Regions from separate parts of the Homo sapiens genome. Here region 2 is linked to region 1. A link is an interaction called in ENCODE POLR2A ChIA-PET data of the cell type or tissue named here. Cell type or tissue: PC-9. All regions are shown on one strand. Each heading gives the region's core, and the rest is flanking DNA. Links, peaks and the distances in the headings are about the cores only.

Evidence for each region. ChIA-PET counts read pairs that join two places held together with the same protein. Peaks named below come from ENCODE experiments on the same cell type or tissue, not always from the same donor. Only the 100,000 strongest peaks of a DNase experiment are listed, where the experiment ranks them.
Region 2: POLR2A ChIA-PET joins it to region 1 with 5 read pairs; 2 of 35 experiments call an interaction of 5 or more read pairs at or near these places.

The regions. Positions count from the first base shown.
Region 1 is chr4:86,033,578-86,039,969 of GRCh38, reverse strand. The region is part of intron 11 of MAPK10 (mitogen-activated protein kinase 10); the gene reads left to right. Among named protein-coding and RNA genes, the nearest start is that of MAPK10-AS1, 83 kb to the left of the region's middle. In PC-9, for the core only: no CTCF peak of the experiment used is centred there; a DNase peak (open chromatin) is centred at 3,009; H3K27ac peaks cover 530 bases.
Region 2 is chr4:85,194,164-85,200,555 of GRCh38, reverse strand. No RefSeq gene overlaps it. Among named protein-coding and RNA genes, the nearest start is that of WDFY3, 230 kb to the right of the region's middle. In PC-9, for the core only: no CTCF peak of the experiment used is centred there; no DNase peak of the experiment used is centred there.

The DNA of each region.
Region 1 (6,392 bases), core at 1,762-4,261:
CGTCTAAGGGTAGGCCTGCTGTTGGAGTCCTCAGGTAGGTTGGCTGGGCTTGGTGTCTGGGTGCCTGGGTCAGCAGGTGGGTGGGTCTATAGGGTTGGGCCTAAGTCTAGATCCACAAGTGTGGACCTATTGATTGAGTCCCCATGGATAGGCCTGAAACCTGGGTACACAAGGGCAGACCTGACGCCTATGTCTGCAAATATTTGCCTACATCTGTAGAGGCTGGCCTTATCCTTGGGTCCACAGGGGGCTACTTGGCTCTGGGATTGGCTTTGAGTCTGAGTCTGCAGGAAATAGTCAGTTACTGGGATGGATCTGATGTCCAGGATTATAGGGGACAGCCCAGTGCTGGAGAAGTTCCAGAGGCTGGGCTGCTAAGGTAGACCTGGCAGTAGAGTGGCCCAGAGACCAAGTCTGCTGTATAGACCTTGAGTCTAAGGCTATAAGCCCCTGATCAGTGCTGGGAAAGGTGTGGAAGCTCAGTCCACAAGTACTAGCCTGGTGTCTAGGGCTGTGAGGGTCTCTTTGGTGCTGGGTTTTTCTGTGGCAGGCCCAGTGTTGGGGTCTAAGGCAAAGTCTGATGCTCACTTCCTTCTCCTACCATCATGTGGAGGGTATCTGTCTCCATGCTGTGCTGTCTGGTAATTGGGGGAAAAGTGAAGCAGGTAATGTGAAACTGTCCTTCCTCTCTCTCCAGTGCATCTTTTCTTGTTTCCGTGCTATACCCAGGTGCTGAAATCTCTCACCTGGTTTCCTTCACTTTTGTGAAGGTATTTTTGTGTGCGGATAGTTGTTCAAATTGATGTTTCTGTGAGAGAGGGAGCACTGGAGAGCCTTATTTTATCATCTTGCTGACATCTCCTCAAATCATACTTTTAAAAGGCATTTATTTAATCTGTAGTAGTATATTATTTAATTTCTGTTTGAGAACACAGACATAGTTCCTGAAACTTGCTGAAGCAATTTTTAATAATCAACGGATAGTACATCACAAAATGCCATATATCTACATTCAGAAGGCAATGAAGTTTTTGGTAATTGGAAACCAGGTCATTGCTTAATGCATAGTAAGGTCACATTACTGAGAAATCATAGGAATTAATTATATCTAATCAATTCTTTTGATAATTGTGCATATTGCAATAATATTTTCATTATTTTGGCGATTGTTGGTAAGACTATTTGTGAAACAAATACTGAGCTCCATTTTGGGGTAATGAACTGCTGTTGGTGCCACAGAGAATATAAGGCTTTAGAGAAAAATTGGACATGCTAAACTGTGCCATTAGCCAAATAAAACAATAAAAGTGCATATCATTTTGTGCTTCATCAGAGTCATTTTACCAAAATTTTTATTTTCTAATTAATTGGTGAAAATTTAACAAGTCCTAGTCATCAAATTAAGAAAAAAAAAATTAGAAAACTCTATGTGTAGAGATTCAAGGAAATATAAAATCAAAATGTTGTATATTTCCTTAATGGATTTCCTGTTCTATCTAATTTTGTACTAAGATATACCCTTCTTGCTTAAAGCGTTTTAATAAAGCATGCATCTTTTGACAATCATCTAACTGCCAAGCTTAATAAGAAAAAACAAAGCATATTTCAGTAAGATATAATATCATTTACTTTGATCCAGATGTTGAATTAATAATGAGTGCACACACTGAGATACAGTGCTATTTAAAGCTTTTGTTGACATTTTAAACAAGGCAGCAGAACACAGGGAGATCCTTAATTAGGACAAAGCAGACAAACACCAACAACTTGATGGACTGTCATATGGTTCAGAGCATAAGTGTTAGGGAAAAATGTCAGTTCAGGGCTCAAAGAAGAATCAAAGGAACAACTTTGTACAACTTAGATTTCTCATATCTGGTTTTTATCTCTTTAGAGATTCATGTGTTTAGAGGTCTTTGATGTCCATGATACTTTGACAAAAAAGTGTTTAAGAATGTAAGTGTTGACTGCTTGTATGATAGTTGCCAGCTCTAGCTGTAAGTGTAGACTGACAGAAAATTGGAACAGAAATCAGTGTGTGGCAGGCACAAATTTGTCTTTAATGAATATCTTTTACAGGTGTCAAATTATCCAGTTTAATGTTTCTTCAACCATAAGAATTCCATTATTCTGTCTTTTCCCATAAGAGACCATAAATGTATTCATCTGTCACTAATTAACTCTGTGATTGTGGGCAAATCACTTATGCTTTCTCAGTTTCTATATTCTCATTTGAAAATTGAATAAGGGTGGCATTAGATAATCTCTGAACTTTCTTTTACCACTAATATCCTATAATGCTGTTGAAAAAGATACTTCCCATGTATCTTTGAAAATTATCTCAAAGATTCAGTAAAAAATAAATTCACACATTTTACTCAATGAATATTACTTATATATATGGGATAAAATGAATGAAGTCACAAGAAAGGGCAACTTTTTTTTTTTTTTAGACGGAGTCTCGCTCAGTCACCCAGGCTGGAATGCAGTGGTGTGATCTTGGCTCACTGCAAGCTCCACCTCCCAAGTTTATGCCATTCTCCTGCCTCAGCCTCCCGAGTAGCTGGGAACACAGGCACCTGCCACAATGCCCGGCTAATTTTTTATACTTTTAGTAGAGATGGGGTTTCACTGTGTTAGCCAGGATGGTCTCGATCTCCTGACCTCGTGATCTGCCCACCTCGGCCTCCCAAAGGCCTGGGATTACAGGCAGAAAGAGCAACTTTTACCTTCGAAAGCTCAATTAGGAATTGAACAGGTACTTGTTAAAGAGATCGCTTTAGTAGAAAGTCATGGCCAACAGCAAGAACTCCATAGAATGCCCACAGAATCCATATTTTTCAACTATAGATTTATTATGCAGAATTCTACTCTTGTCTGTACTGTCTGCCAACAGCCATATTTTATAGCTGAATTTTACGTTTCTAAAAATAGAGAAAATGGAAGGAAATGCTGACGTGCTGTCTCAGAGAAGGAAAAGGTACAGCTGCAATTGTTGAAACCTCAGTGGTAGAAAAACATTGCAATTCAGTTGTTTTCTTTGTCCTCAAATTACTGTATACCTTAGATCTCTAACATGCCATGTCACAACATTGCTATGTAGAGTGTCCACATATTTATTCTCCAAACCACAACACTTAAAGGAGCGAAGGGCGTAAGTGCTACTAATAATTACAAGGACAATAAGCATAAAATGGAACTATTTTGTACAAACTGGGAAATATGGTCACCCTATTGGCTTATGTTTCTATTTCTTGTTTTACAAAGATGTTCACTTTAAATATTGTTTTATTAGTCTTTATTTTAGATTCAACAGTATTGACACTTGCTCTGGATTACTCTTTAAATTGGGTTTTAATAAAAGTTTCATCATTAATTAGCTATATGACTTCATGATATATTTTTTAAAATTTCCTTGAATCTTAGTTTCCTGACTGTGAGGATTATTAAGGTCTATATAAAGACAGCTTAACATATGGTGGTTTCTCAGAAAAAAAGTGACTTCCTTTAACTAGATAGAGAACAGTGTTTTTTTTTTTATCAAGTTCTCAGAGACTTGAGAGAGTAGATCTGAGATCATTATAGTTTTTCTAGTGTCACAATTGTTCTATGGTTTCTTTCCTTTTAATTATATTGGTGTTGAGGATCTTTTTCTACATTTTATTCAATTGTTTAGGTGATGTCTCATATTAACGTCCTCCACCGAAGATCTATCTGGATCTTTCTGGGGGTGATAGCAATTTAAAGTTTGGAAAGCTTTCAAAGGGTTCAGAGGCATGCTTTCTATCATGCCTTTCTGGTGCCCTGCGAGTCAAAATCCTCATGTGCTTCATTTGCAAGAAATGGCCAATTACTAGCTTTTTGTGAAATTCTACTTGCTTGACTTCTATAACATTGCAATATTCTCATTTTTCATGTATTTCTTTAGCTATTCTCTTTTGCCTTAGTGAACTTACCTTCCTCTGTCCAATCTTTAAATTTTAATTTGGCCATTTACTCTCTATACCCACATATCTTCCCTGGGTGACCTCATCCACTGTCATAGTTTCAACAAACATCACTTGCTGTTAGTCTCAAATCTATACACATCTCTAGCCAACAGCATTCCTCTGAACTTCAGATTATATACTTAACTTTCAAATCATCATCTCTTCTCACATAACACTTAGGCTCACCTCTACCAATCTCATTTCCCCTTTTCCATTCTCTATTTCTTTAGATGGCTTCACCAACACGATCATCTTCCCAGGTACTCAGCTTAGAAATTGGGGACTCATATTCTTCTCTCCCATCACATATGTTCAATCAAAAACCAACTTCTACCAAGTTTATTTATTAACATTTATTAATTATTCCTGAATCTGTGTCTTTCGTTCACCCTCATCTTTTTTTTTTTTTAACCGCAGTCAGAACTTTCAATATTTTTTTATAGATCGTGCAATGGCTCCCTACCTCTTCTCTCTGCTTACAGTTACATCTTTCTTCAATCCAGCTGTAAATTTCACTGTTCCGTTCTCTTACATTCCTCAGTGGTTTCTCTTCTTCTTTCTTCCGTATCATGATACCCTGGATCATTTTTTTTTTTTTTTTTTTTTTTTTGAGACAGAGTCTCACTCTATCACCCAGGCTGGAGTGCAGTGGCACAATCTGGGCTCACTGCAACCTCCACCTCCCGGGTTCAAGCGATTCTCCTGCCTCAGCCTCCCGAGTAGCTGGGATTACAGGTGCCTGCCACCATGCCCGGCTAATTTTTGTATTTTTAGTAGAGGTGGGGTTTCACCATGTTGGCCAGGCTGGTCTTGAACTCCTGACTTCAAATAATCCACCCACCTCGGCCTCCCAGAGTTCTGGGATTACAGGCATGAGCCACAGCGCCTGGCCCCCTGGATCATCCTTGATCCACCCTTTGTCTGACCCTTCTGCTTCTCTAAGTACAGCTCTTATATCTTGTCACTTCTGACGACATGTTTTATTTTACTGTGACAAAATTCCTTCTTGTTTTCTTGGCATGCATGTACACACAGAGAAACACATGCACCACCACTACCACTACCACCACCACCACCACCACCCCTATTCTGTTTTCTACATACTGTAACTTGGCTTATAATGTGCTCTTGGCATGGAGTCACTTTTTTCCTCCTTCTTTTATCTTGACAACCTCCCACACATCTTTCGCTCACTGAATAAGCATCACTTTACTCCAGGAAATCAAATCTAGGCTTTGTTAGGACTTCTCCACCCTGTTCCCTTAGACCATATACAGGTTTCTATCATTTATCATGTTGTATACTAATGATCTGTTTTGCATCAGTCTTACCCCAGTAAATTGTGAACTCCTTGTGGTCAGCAGTCACCTTATTCAATTTTGAAATCTCAGTTTTTTATATAGTCTGCCATGTGTTAGGTGCCCAAGACCTTTACTGAATGAATACATTTAATAAAGAAATAAATAAATTCTAGTATTTATTAATTCACAGTGACCATGTACTTGTTTGTGTTTTTTTCCTCATTTAATTGAAACAATTTGGACATGTTTCATCAGTATAAAATTCATATAATTGACCACCAATATAAATTCATATGAAATTAACCATCAATAAAAATGTGTCTAATCCATTTTAAGTTATTGTTTATGCAATCCATATAAATTTGTGTTTGAATTTCTGCAATAATTTCAACCAAGGAAGTTCAAATCTTCCAAAATAATATGAAAGAAGTTTACAGTCTTTTGAAAAAATATTCAAAGGGTGAAAGTCACAGGCCCTGATAACTGTTCATATACTATCTTTAATGTCCTCTTATCCTTCATTTCTCACATCTCAATTACTCTTATCTGCTAAACTCTCCTAAAATACTCTCTCAACAGACACCTCTGGGGCATTTTTCTTTATCCCCACTCCTCATTTATTTTTTATTTAGATTGTCACTTAGCAAAAGAATAATTCCTATTAAATAAGATAGGGAAAGAGCACAAGCGAGTGCTCAAATACCAACTTCTCCTTAGCGGAAGGAGGCAGGGAATGTTTTGAACTATCTCATCCTGATGATTGCTGCCCAGCACTTATACGTGTGTGTTGTAACATTGCTCTCTCTGGATTATTGGTCAATTATTCTTTTATATTGTCACATAGAAGACATCTGTATGTGAATGTGCCCTTTCACTGGAGGTGACATTCGCATTTCCTCTTCAAAAAACAAACAATCAAAAATCTGAATATGTAGTAAATTTGCAGAGGCCGTCGAACAAATACTATAAATCAAGTGGTTTAAAGCAGCCCTCTTGGTTTGTTGAAAGGAAAAATCTTGAACTCAGCACTTTGCATTCTCTCTTGTAGTTTGTTTGTGATTAGTGTCTATGTACTTTGTGCTTTATATATCAGCAACAGCTG
Region 2 (6,392 bases), core at 2,201-4,700, 840 kb after region 1:
AGAAATAGAAAAAACAGTCTTGAATCACCAATACCACCCCTCTGCCACCCCTGGCAGCTGCCACATGGTGCAGAGGATCTCTGGGTGCTGGGGGAGGGAGAGAACAGCAAACGTGAGGCATTGAACTCACTGCTGTCCTATTAGAAGAGAAAGGAAAACTAGACCAAACTTAGCAGATACCTGCCAATGGAAAGAGCATTTAAACCAGCCCTAGTCAAAGGTGACTCACTGATCCCAGCAGTACAAACTTGACTTCCTACAAACCACACCACCACAGGCTACAGTGCTCTGGTGCTCTAAGTAGACATGAAAAGCAGTCTAGGCCATAAGGACTGCAATTTTTAGATAAGTCCTAATGCTGAACTGGGCCCAGGAACAGTGGACTAGGAAGGCAGAGGAGGTACTCAACCTACTGAGACACCAGCTGGGGAAGCCAAGGGAGTGCTGGAATCACCCCTCCCCTAACCCCAAGCTGCACAGCTTGCAGATCCAAAAGAGGCTCCTTCCTTCCACTTCTTCCTGGAGGGAACAATGGGGAAGACTCAAGATGTATCTTACATCTTGGATACCAGCTTTTCAACAGCAGGATGGGGCACTGGTCAGAATCACTAGGCCCCCATTCCAGGCCCTAGATCCCAGGTTACATTTCTAGACACACCCTCAGCCATAAGGGACACACTGTCTTGAGGGAGGGGCCCAATCCTGACAGTATTCACCACCTGCTAAGTAAAGAGCCCTTGGGCCCTGAACAACCAGCAGTGGTACCCAGGTACTATGCTGAGGGCCTTGGGTGAGCCTCTGAGACTTGCTGGTGAGATTCAGCACATTACCAGCTATAGCAGCTATGGGACAAAACTCCTTCTGCTTGAGAAAAGCAGAGAAAAAATAAAGGGGACTTTTTCTTGCACCTTAGGAACCAGTACAGCCACAGAGAGGTAGAGCACCAAGCAGGCTCTTGGGATCCCTGATTCAAGGACTTGACTCTTGGACAGCATCTCTGGACCTGCCCGGGGCCAGAGGGGAGCCCACTGTCCTGAATGGTGAGCTCCAGGCCAGGCAACATGTACCACAAGCTGACTTAAGAGCCCGTGGGCATTAAGTGAGCATTGGCAGTAGTCCGGCAGAACTCCCCATTGCCTGTGGTGGTGGTGGATACAGGGTGAGGCTTCTCTGCCTTTGGAAAGGGGAGGGAAGAGTAGAAAGAACTGTTTTGTGGTTTCATTGCCAGCTCAGCCACAGTACAATAGAATACAAGGTGGAATTCCAAAGTTCTGACCCTAGTCTTGACTCCTGGACAGAACCTCTAGAACCAACTGGGCCTGGGGCAACTCGCTACCTTGAAGAGAAGGATATAGGCCTAACTGGCTTTGCCAACTGCTGATTATAGAGCCCCCTAGGCCTTCGGCAAACATAGGCAGTAGCCAGGGAGTTGTTACAGCAGGAATTGGGTGAGATTCAGTGCTGTGCTGGCTTCAGGTCTGACCCAGTGCAGTTACAGTGGTGGTAGCCACAGGGGTGATTGCATCACTTCACCCTCAGATTTAGATGGCTCAGAACAGAGAGAGACTCCATTTGTTTGGTAGAAACTAAGGGAAGAGAACAAGAGTCTCTGCCTGGCAATCCAGAGAATTCTCCTGGATCTTGTCAAAGACCATCAAAACAGTACCTTTATGAGTCTGCAAGAATCACAGCATGGCTGGGCTTTGGGTGCCCCTTACAGCAGATACAGCTTAGATCACAACACCCAAGTCCTTTCAAACATCTGGAAAGCCTTTCCAAGAAAGATGGGCACAAACAAGTCCATATAGTGAAGACTACAATAACTACATAAGTCTTCCATTCCCAGACACCAAAGAACATCTATAGCATCAACACCATCTAGGAAAACATGGCATCACCAAATGAACTAAATAAGCCACCAGGATTCTCTAATTCTGGAGAAACAGAGATATGTGACCTTTCAGACAGCTAATTCAAAATAGCTGTGTTGAAGAAACTCAAATTCAAGGTAACAAAGAGAAGGAGCTCAGAATTCTGTCAGATAAATTGAATAAAGAGATTGAAACAATTAAAAAGAATCAAGCAAAAATTCTGGATCTAAAAATGCAATTGGCGGCCGGGTGCGGTGGCTCACGCCTGTAATCCCAGCACTTCGGGAGGCCGAGGCGGGTGGATCACGAGGTCAGGAGATCGAGACCATCCTGGCTAACACGGTGAAACCCCGTCTCTACTAAAAATACAAAAAATTAGCCGGGCGTGGTAGCGGGCGCCTGTAGTCCCAGCTACTCGGGAGGCTGAGACAGGAGAATGGCGTGAACCCGGGAGGCGGAGCTTGCAGTGAGCCGAGATCGCGCCACTGCACTCCAGCCTGGGCGACAGAGCGAGACTCCGTCTCAAAAAAAAAAAAAAAAATGCAATTGGCATACTGAAGAATGCATCAGAGTCTCTTAATAGCAGAATTGATCAAGCAGAAGAAAGAATTTGTGAGCTTGAAGATAGGCTACTTGAAAATACATAGCAGAGACAAAAGAAAAAATAATAAAAAACAATAAAGCACACCTACAGGGCCTAGAAAATAGCTTCAAAAGGGCAAAGCTAAGAGTTTTTGGCCTTAAAGAGGAGGTAGAGAAAGAGACAGAATTAGAAAGTTTATTGAAACAGATAATATCAGAGAACTTCCTAAACCTAGCAAAAGATATCAATATCCAAATACAAGAAAGTTATAGAACACCAAGCAGATTTAACCCAAAGAAGACTATCTCAAGGCATTTAATAATCAAACGCCCAAAATTCAAGGATAAGGAATGGATCCTAAGGGCAGAAAGAGAAAAGAAAAAAAATAACATACAATGGAGCTTCAATATGTTTGGCAGCAGACTTTTCAGTGGAAACCTTACAGACCAGGAGAGAGTGGCATGATATACTTAAAGTGCCAGAAGAAAATAACTTTTACCATAGAATAGCATATCCTGTGAAAATATCCTTCACACACTAAAGAGAAATAAAGACTTTTCCAGACAAACAAAACCTGAAGGATTTCATCAACACAAGACCTGTCTTACAAGAAATGCTAAAGGGAGTACTTCAATCACAAAGAACAGGATGTTAATGAGCCATAAGCAATCAACTGAAAGTACAAAACTTACTGATAATAGTAAGTACATGGAATAATACAAAATTTTATAATGCTGTAACCTACTGTTACTCTAAGTAGAAAGACGAAATGACAAACCAATCAAATATAATAACTACAACAACTTTTCAAAGCATATACAGTACAATAAGACAAATAGAAAAAACAAAGTTATAAAGTGGAGGGATTAAGTTAAGGCATAGAGTTTTTATTAGTTTTCTTTTTGCTTGCTTGTTTGTTTGTGGAGTGTTAAGTTGTTATCAGGTTAAAATAATGAGTTATACAATCATATTTGCAAGCCTCATGGTAACCTCAAAAAAAACATAAAATGAATACACAAAAAATAAAGAGCAAGAAACTAAATCATGTCACGAGAGAAATTCACCTTCTCTAAAGGAAGACAGGTAGGAAAGAAGAAAGAAAGAAAAAGAGAGAAAGAAAGAAAGAGAGAGAAAAGAACACCACAAAATGACCAGAAAACAAATAAGAAAACGGCAGGAGTAAGTCCTTACTTGTCAATAATAACATTGAATAGAATAAATTCTCTAAAAGATATAGAGTGGCATAATGGATGAAAAAACTAGACCCAATGATCAGTTGCCTACAAGAAACATACTTGCCCTATAAAGATGCACTTAGACTGACTATAAAGGGATGGAAAATGATATTCCATGCCAGTGGAAACCAGAAAAGGGCAGTAGTAGCTATACTGACACCAGGCAAAATAGGTTTCAAGAAAAAAGCTTTAAGAAGAGACAAAGGGTGTGGCCATTCCAAGATGGCCAAATAGGAACAGCTCTGATCTGCAGCTCCCAGCATGATCAACGCAGAAGATGGGTGAGTTCTGCATTTCCAACTGAGGTACTTGGTTCATCTCATTGAGACTGGTTGAACAGTGGGTGCAGCCCACAGAGGGCAAGCCAAAGCAGGGTGGGGCATCGCCTCACCCCGGAAGCACAAGGGGTTGGGGGATTTCAGTTTCCTAGCCAAGGAAAGCCGTGACAGACTGTACCTGGAAAAACGGGACACTCCCACTCAAATACTGTGCTTTTCCAACAGTCTTAGCAAACAGCACACCAGGAGATTATATCCCATGCCTGGCTTGGCGGGTCCCATGCCCCCAGAGCGTTGCTCACTGCTAGCACAGCAGTCTGAGATCGACTTGTGATGCAGCAGCCTGGCAGGGGGAGGGGCTTCAGCCATTGCTGAGTCATGAGTGGTAAACAAAGTGGCCAGGAAGCTCGAACTCAGCAGAACCCACTGCAGCACCGCAAGGCTTGCTGCCTCTATAGACTCCACCTCTAGAGGCAGGGCATAGCTGAACAAAAGGCAGCAGAAACTTCTGCAGACTTAAACGTCCCTGTCTGACAGCTCTGAAGAGAGCAGTGGTTCTACCATCATGGTGTTTGAGCTCTGAGAACGCACAGATTGCCTCCTCAAGTGGGTCCCTGACCCCCATGTAGCCTAACTGGGAGACACCCCCCAGTAGGGGCTGACTAACACCTCATACAGGCGGGTGCCCCTCTGGAATAAAGCTTCCAGAAGAAATATCAGATAGCAGTATTTGCTGTTCTGCAATATTCGCTGTTCTGCAATATTCGCTGTTCTGCAGCCTCCACTGGTGATACCCAGGCAAACAACAGGGTCTCAAGTGGACCTCCAGCAAACTCCAAGATACCTGCAGCTGAGGGGCCTGACCATTAGAAGAAAAATTAACAAACAGAAAGGAATAGCACCAACAAAAAGGACATCCAAGCCAATACGCCATCTGTAGGTCACCAACATCAAAGACCAAAGTTGGATAAAATCACAAAGATTGGGAGAAACCAGAGCAGGAAAGCTGAAAATTCTAAAAACCAGAGGGCCTCTTCTCCACCAAAGGATTGCAGCTCCTCACCAGCAACAGAACAAAGCTGGATGGAGGATGACTTTGACGAGTTGATAGAAGTAGGCTTCAGAAGGTTGGTAATAACAAACTACTCTGAGCTAAAGGAGGATGTTTGAACCCAGCACAAGGAAGCTAAAAACCTTGAAAAAAATTAGATGAATGGCTAACTAGAATAAACAGTGTAGAGAAGACCTTAAGTGACCTGATGGAGCTGAAAACCATGGCATGAGAACTACGTGACACATGCATAAGCTTCAATAGCCAATTTGATCAAGTGGAAGAAAGGGTATCAGTGATTGAAGATCAAATTAATGAAATATGAAAATCAAATCAATGAAATAAAGTGAGAAGAGAAGTTTACAGAAAAAAAGAGTAAAAAGAAATGAACAAAGAATTCAAGAAATGTGGGACTATGTGAAGAGACCAAATCCACGTTTGATTTGCAGTATCTGAAAGTGACTGGGAGAATGAAACCAAGTTGGAAAACACTCTTCAGGATATTATCCAGGAGAACTTCCCCAACCTAGTGAGGCAGGCCAACATTCAAATTCAGAAAATACAGAGAACACCACAAAGATACTCCTCAATAAGAGCAACCACAAGACACATAATTGTCAGATTCACCAAGGTTGAAATGAAGGAAAAAAATGTTAAGGGCAGCCAGAGAGAAAGGTCTGGTTACCCACAAAGGGAAGCCCATCAGACTAACAGCAGACCTCTCGGCAGAAACTCTACAAGCCAGAAGAGAGTGGGGGCCAATAGTCAACATTTTTGTTGTTTAATTATACTTTAACTTTTAGGGTACATGTGCACAACGTGCAGGTTTGTTACATATGTATACATGTGCCATATTGGTGTGCTGTACCCATTAACTCATCATTTAGCATTAGATATATCTCCTAATGCTATCCCTCCCCCTTCCCCAACCCCACAACAGTCCCCGGTGTGTGATGTTCCCCTTCCTGTGTCCATGTGTTCTCATTGTTCAACTCCCACCTATGAGTGAGAACATGTGGTGTTTGGTTTTTTGTCCTTGCAATAGTTTGCTAAGAATGATGGTTTCCAGCTTCATCCATGTCCCTACAAAGGATATGAACTCATCATTTTTTATGGCTGCATAGTATTCCATGGTATATATGTGCCACATTTTCTTACTCCAGTCTATCATTGTTGAACATTTGGGTTGGTTCCAAGTCTTTGCTGTTGTAAATAGTGCTGCAGTAAATACACATGTGCATGTGTCTTTATAGCAGCATGATTTATAATCCTTTGGGTATATACGCAGTAATGGGATGGCTGGGTCAAATGGTATTTCTAGTTCTAGATCCCTGAGGAATCGCCACACTGACTTCCACAATGGTTGAACTAGTT